Linked DNA regions of Homo sapiens: region 1 is linked to region 2. Evidence: chromatin contacts called from ENCODE Hi-C or POLR2A ChIA-PET data. All regions are on one chromosome and are shown on one strand. Each heading gives the region's core, a stretch centred on a gene start or an enhancer-like site at or near the end of the contact. The rest is flanking DNA. Distances are from core to core; before and after follow the strand shown. Region 1 overlaps LOC100288728 (a long non-coding RNA gene). Region 2 overlaps RAP1GAP2 (RAP1 GTPase activating protein 2).

What was found. Hi-C counts contacts between places; a loop is a spot of excess contacts on that map. ChIA-PET counts read pairs that join two places held with the same protein, here RNA polymerase II (POLR2A). Pooled maps may share reads with other maps.
Region 1: a pooled map shows a loop between it and region 2 (4-fold over the local background). The contact joins two enhancer-like sites. A Hi-C loop is called at or near these places in 2 of 50 pooled maps. POLR2A ChIA-PET finds 5 or more read pairs at or near these places in 2 of 52 experiments (activated B cell and activated CD4-positive, alpha-beta T cell).

The regions. Positions count from the first base shown.
Region 1 is chr17:3,166,463-3,169,162 of GRCh38, reverse strand. The region is part of intron 1 of LOC100288728 (a long non-coding RNA gene); the gene reads left to right. Among named protein-coding and RNA genes, the nearest start is that of OR1A2, 30 kb to the left of the region's middle. Within about 2 kb of position 1,407, at least 2 of the 41 ENCODE cell types and tissues checked have a DNase peak (open chromatin) inside an H3K27ac peak, as active enhancers do.
Region 2 is chr17:3,002,370-3,005,069 of GRCh38, reverse strand. The region is part of intron 14 of RAP1GAP2 (RAP1 GTPase activating protein 2); the gene reads right to left. Among named protein-coding and RNA genes, the nearest start is that of RAP1GAP2-AS1, 38 kb to the right of the region's middle. RefSeq lists enhancers at 1,102-1,151, 1,322-1,451, 2,362-2,531. Within about 2 kb of position 1,374, at least 36 of the 41 ENCODE cell types and tissues checked have a DNase peak (open chromatin) inside an H3K27ac peak, as active enhancers do.

The DNA.
Region 1 (2,700 bases), core at 158-2,657, 160 kb before region 2:
GTGTAGATAGTTGTAAATTTGGTGTTCTTACAAGGAGGATGATCAGTGTAGGTTTCTATTGAGCCATCTTCCTCTGCATCCTCTATAGCTATTTTGTTGAGAGTTTTTATCAAGAAAGAATGTTCAATTTTGTTAAATGTTTTTTTCTACTTCTGTTGAGACACTTGTGTCTCTGTGATCATTTATTTCTTTCATTTTAAAATTCATTCTGTTAACACATTTTTATTTTGTTCTCTTAATGTGGTGTATCACATTGATTGATTTGCATCTGTCAATCATTCTTGTACCCTAGGGATACATCCCACTGGATTGTGGTGTATGGGCCATTAAATTGGGTTTGCTAGTATTTCTTCAGGGATTTTGTATCTATGTTCATCAGGGATATTGGCATGTAGCAGCGGTTCCTGCTTTGTCTCCAGAGATGGGGGTGCAATTGCTTGGGCTCTGCCCGGCTGTGTCAGGTGGAGTCAGCATTGGCAAAGACTGTGGAGGTCCTCAGTGGGGAAAGGTGTCCAAAGTGGAGAGAGGTCCTGAAGGATCTCCTACTCTTCTTTTCCCCTCATGAGGGGAAGTTGCTGCTGGCAGGATCCCTCTTGGCACCTGCTTTTCCAGCCTGGGGGATGGAATAATGCCAGAAAAATGTTCATATACAGGTATGCCTCATTTTATTGTATGAAGATATTTCAAATTTACAAATTGAAGGTTTATGGCAACCCTGCCTTGAGCAAGTCTATTGGTGCCATTTTTCCAACAACATGTGCTCACTTCAGGTCTCTGTGTCAAATTAATTCTCTCAATATTTAAAACTTTTTTGTTATTATATCTGTTATGGTGATTTATGATCATTTACCTTAGATGTTACCCTTGTAATTGGTTTTTGGCTCCACGAACTGCACCCATGTAAGATGGTGAACTTAACTGATAAATGTTGTATGTGTTCTGACTGCCCCACCAACCAGCAATTCCATTGCCTCTGTCCCTCTCCTTGGGTCTCTCTATTCCCTGAGACACAACAATATTGAAATTAGGTCAGTCAATAACCCTACAATGGCCTTTAAGTGTTGAAGTGAAGGAAGAGTTGCATGCCTTTCACTTTATTTTATTATTATTTTTGAGACAGGGTCTCACTATATTGCCCAGGCTGGTCTCAAACTCTTGAGCTTGAGAAACCCTCTTGCCTCAGCCTCACAAATAGCTGGGATTACAGGTGTGCACCACTGTACCCACCTTTCTCACTTTAAACCAAAATCGAGAGATTATTAAGCTTAGTGAGGAAGGCGTGTCTAAAGCAGGGATAGACTGGAAGCTAAGCCTTGCGTCAAACAGCCAAGTTGTGAATGCAAAGAAAAGGTTCTTGAAGAAAGTGAAAGTGCTACCCCAGTGAACTTATGAAAGATAAGGAAGTGAAACCGTCTTATTACTGACGTGGAGAGGGGTTGAGTGGTCTGGATAAGATCAAACCAGCCAAAACATTCCCTTTAGCCAAAGCCTAATCCAGAGCAATACCCTGACTCTCTTCAATTCTATGAAAACTGAGAGAGGGGAGGAAGCTACACAAGAAAAGTTGGAAGCTAGCAGAGGTTGATTCATAAGGTTTAAGAAAATAAGCCATCTCCGATATGGTGAAACCCTGTCTCTACTAAAAATACAGAAATTAGCTGGGTGTGGTGGCGGATGCCTGTAGTCCCAGCTACTTGGGAGGCTGAGACATGAGAATCGCTTGAACCTGGGAGGCAGAGGCTGCAGTGAGCCGAGATTGTGCCACTGCACTCCAGCCTGGGTGACAGAGCAAGACTCCATCAGAAAGAGAAAGAGAGAAATAGAGGAAGGAAGGGAAAGAGAGAGAGAGAGGAGGGAAAAGGAAGGGACCATCTCCGTAACACAAGTGTGAGAAGATGCCATCTAGAACTTTTTGAGCGAGAGAGGAGAAATCAAGACCTGGCTTCACAGGTTCAAAGAACAGACTGACTCTTGTTAGGATCGAATGCAGCTGGTTACTTGAAGTTAAAGCTAATGCTCTTTTACCATTTCAAAAATCCTACAGCCCTTAACGATTATACTAAATGTATTCTGCCTGTGCTCTATCAGTGGAATAACAAAATTCTGGATGACTGCACATCTGTTTACAGCATGGTTTACCGAATATTGTAAGCCACTGTTGAGACCTGCTGCTCAGAAAAAAAAGATTCCTTTCAAAATATCACTGCTCATTGACAATGCACCTGTTCACTCAAGGACTCTGATGGAGACACACAAGGAGATTAATGTTGTTTTCAAACACAACGTCCATTCTGCAGCTCGTAGATCGGGGAGTCATGTCTCCTTTTTTTTTTTTTTTTAAGTCTCAGGAGCTCTCTCCACTTTGGACACCTTTCCCCACTGAGGACCTCCACAGTCTTTGCCAATGCTGACTCCACCTGACAGAGCGGGGCAGAACCCAAGCAATTGTACCCCCTTTGAAGCAAGAGTTTCACTCTTGTTGCCCAGGCTGGAGTGCAATGGTGTGATCTCAGCTCACCACAACCTCCGCCTCCTGGGGTCAAGTGATTCTTCTGCCTCAGCCTCCCTAGTAGCTGGGACCACAGGCATGCAACACCACACCCGGCTAACTTTGCATTTTCAGTGGAGATGGGGGTCTCTCCAAGTTGGTCAGGCTGGTCTCGAACTCCCGACCTCAGGTGATCTGCCTGCCTCGGCCTC
Region 2 (2,700 bases), core at 125-2,624:
TGGCATCTCGTGACCTCATTCGACCGTGACGCTAATCCTACTGAGAAGGCACAGGGAGAACTGTTCTCCCTGATGAGGAAACAGATGCCCAGAGACACACAGAGAAGCCCCCAAGTCCCACAGGTGATTAGCCGCAGAGGAACAGAGCATCCAGACCTCTCCCGACCCGTCTCTGGGGTTCTCTTCCCAAGCCTGACTCCTCAGCTCGGCCATAAATCAGAATTGCTTCAAAATTGCTTCAGGTGTTTAAAAATACAGACTGGGTTCATGGGCTCTGGCCTAAACCTGCCGAATCGGAAGGGTAGGGCCCCCCGGAAACTCTCGTGCAGCCGGTGGACCCGTGTTCGGGAGCCCTGGCCCCACACACGGGGTCAGCCAGTCCTAGGCCCAGGCTAGGAACTGAGGGTGGGGCGCGCACCTCTGGCACCCTGAGTGAGACTGAGCTTTAGAGTGACGGCCTCGAGGTTCGCTGCATGGGGGTCGCCCAGGCGTGGGACGGGCCCCACACCCCGCCTTCCCTCTGCACAGAGGTGCCCTGACTTCACCTATTCTCAGCCCACGAGGCTGTGAGGCTCTCGGGAGACTGCCCTCCCTTCCCTACACAGCCGCTGACGTGAGCCCAGCCCTGGCGTGCTGCCAGCCTCCCCGGCCTGTGAAGTGGAGCAGATGCAGAGTCTGCCAGGCCGGGTGAGCAGGCAGCTGGGCACCGAGCCAAGGAAAGGCCCTGCCAGAGTCCGGAGGGGAAACGGAGCGGGAGAGAGCTGGTCAATACGGGCTTTCTCTTCTCAAGCTCCAGGCTGTCTGCCCAGCCCAAACTGCAGTGCCCCGAGTCAGGAAATGGTGCGCGTTCGGCTGACGTGATTTCTGGCTGGGCTCCAGCAGCTGAACCCGGTTCCCTACCACCACCCACCAGGCACCGGTGGCCCAGGTCAAGAATTCAGTCACAGAGCCAGAATCAGGGGTGGGGGTGTGGGAAGGCTATGGGGAGACTGCAGACCGTGGGCACCTGGGACAGAGGCCAGAGGGCAGCCCCAGCTCTGCCCTTCCCACCCCACTCCCCCTCCTCCTCCAGCCTGCATTAGAGTGGTCTGTGCCGACCGTGTAAGTGGCTTCAGACACATCCTCAAGTCCATCCAACCCTCCAGCTGGACAGTCCCACAGCAGAGCCCTGTGGGCCACACGGAGGACAGGGCCCTTCCTTGCGACGTGCGTTCACCTTCCATCCTCATTGTGCGCCTCTCTTGACCCCATTCCAACCAGGCGGCCAGGCCTTTGTTGTTCCCCCCTCTTGGGGACATCTGGGTCACTGGACTGAAAGCAGAAGTTGCCTGAACACAGCCCCACCTTCCTGTTTTCTAAATGCAGCGAGGGCCTCCAGCGAGGGCTTGGAGGGAGGGAGAGAGGCAGATGCAGGTGACTCTGGGGAAGGGACCTGCATGGCTGGAAGGAGGAAGGAGCTTGGTGTGGGTCATGAGGATGCACTGGGAACCTCAGAAAGCTTCAAACGTGACAAAGGCCCCACGCCCAAGAGTGGCCTGGGAGCCGCGGTGGCACACAGAGCATCGTCCGAGCAACAGACAAGTCGTGACGGGAAACGGGGAGGGGGCTACAAAGACAGGGCCCTCCCCGGCGGTGGGCTTCACCTGAGATTCCTGACACCTTTGAGGACTTCCGGAGAGGGAGGCAGGGATAGGGGGGAGGGAAAGGGGTAGTCCTGGTGATGGCTGAGCTGGACTTTCCTTCCAAGCAGGCAGGATGAGGACTACACTCATTTCTGAAAAATAATCCAGAGTGATGCTTCGTGCACACCCGACTCCGTGGAGCCAATTTCTCGCCTGCTCTGATGGCTCAATGACCAAGACCGCAAGCAGACCCAGACAGGACCTCAGCCACAGCTCCCTGGCTCTGTGGCCTCAGGCCTTAAGTGGGTTCAGCTCTCAGCTTCCATTTCCTCCCTCTAGCGAGAGGTCTTGTCTCACCAGGGGCTTGTCAGGATTCAAGACTGTGCGTCTAAGGACCCAGCACCGTGCCTGGCATGAGCAAGCAGCTGGTAAGGGGTAACCACTGTCGCCCAGTGGCCTTTTCACTTCCCCTGCTGACCTGCACCCAGTAAAGGGCTCCTGAAATAGAGTTTCCCCAAAGCACCTTGCAACCCACCACACACACACACACCCAAGCACGCCTCCTTCCCTCCCGCAGGATGTCAGGGCTAGCAGCCTGCAGGTGTCTAATCCAACTTCCTCATTTCACACAGACAAAACTAGAGGCCCAGAGAGGGAAGGAACAAGGTCACGCAGCAGAGGCAGTGCCAGGACCAGAACCCCAGGCAGCCCGGCCCCTCCGTGGACAGAAGAGGACCCCTTCCTGCACACACCCAACCCTGTCCCTCCTTTATACTCTTCTTTCTTCAGCTCACCCTCCCCAGTGGAGGCCTCCTGGGGCTTACTCAGTCCCAGAGGAAATCTCAGCCTTCTTTGCCACAGCCCCTGAGCCTGCAGGGGCCAGCTAAGGTCCTGCTTCACCCAGGCCCCCTGGGGGATCTAACCGGGTCCTCCTCGCAGTCTGCTAATTACCTGGGGTGCTGCCGGGAGTGTGGATGGACAGCGCTTTGGGGAGTGCCTTGGAAGGCTGGTCCCCCTCCCTGGCCTCATTCACACGTCTGGCCTTCCAGCCTCAGTGTCTGCCTGGCAGGTGGAGTGC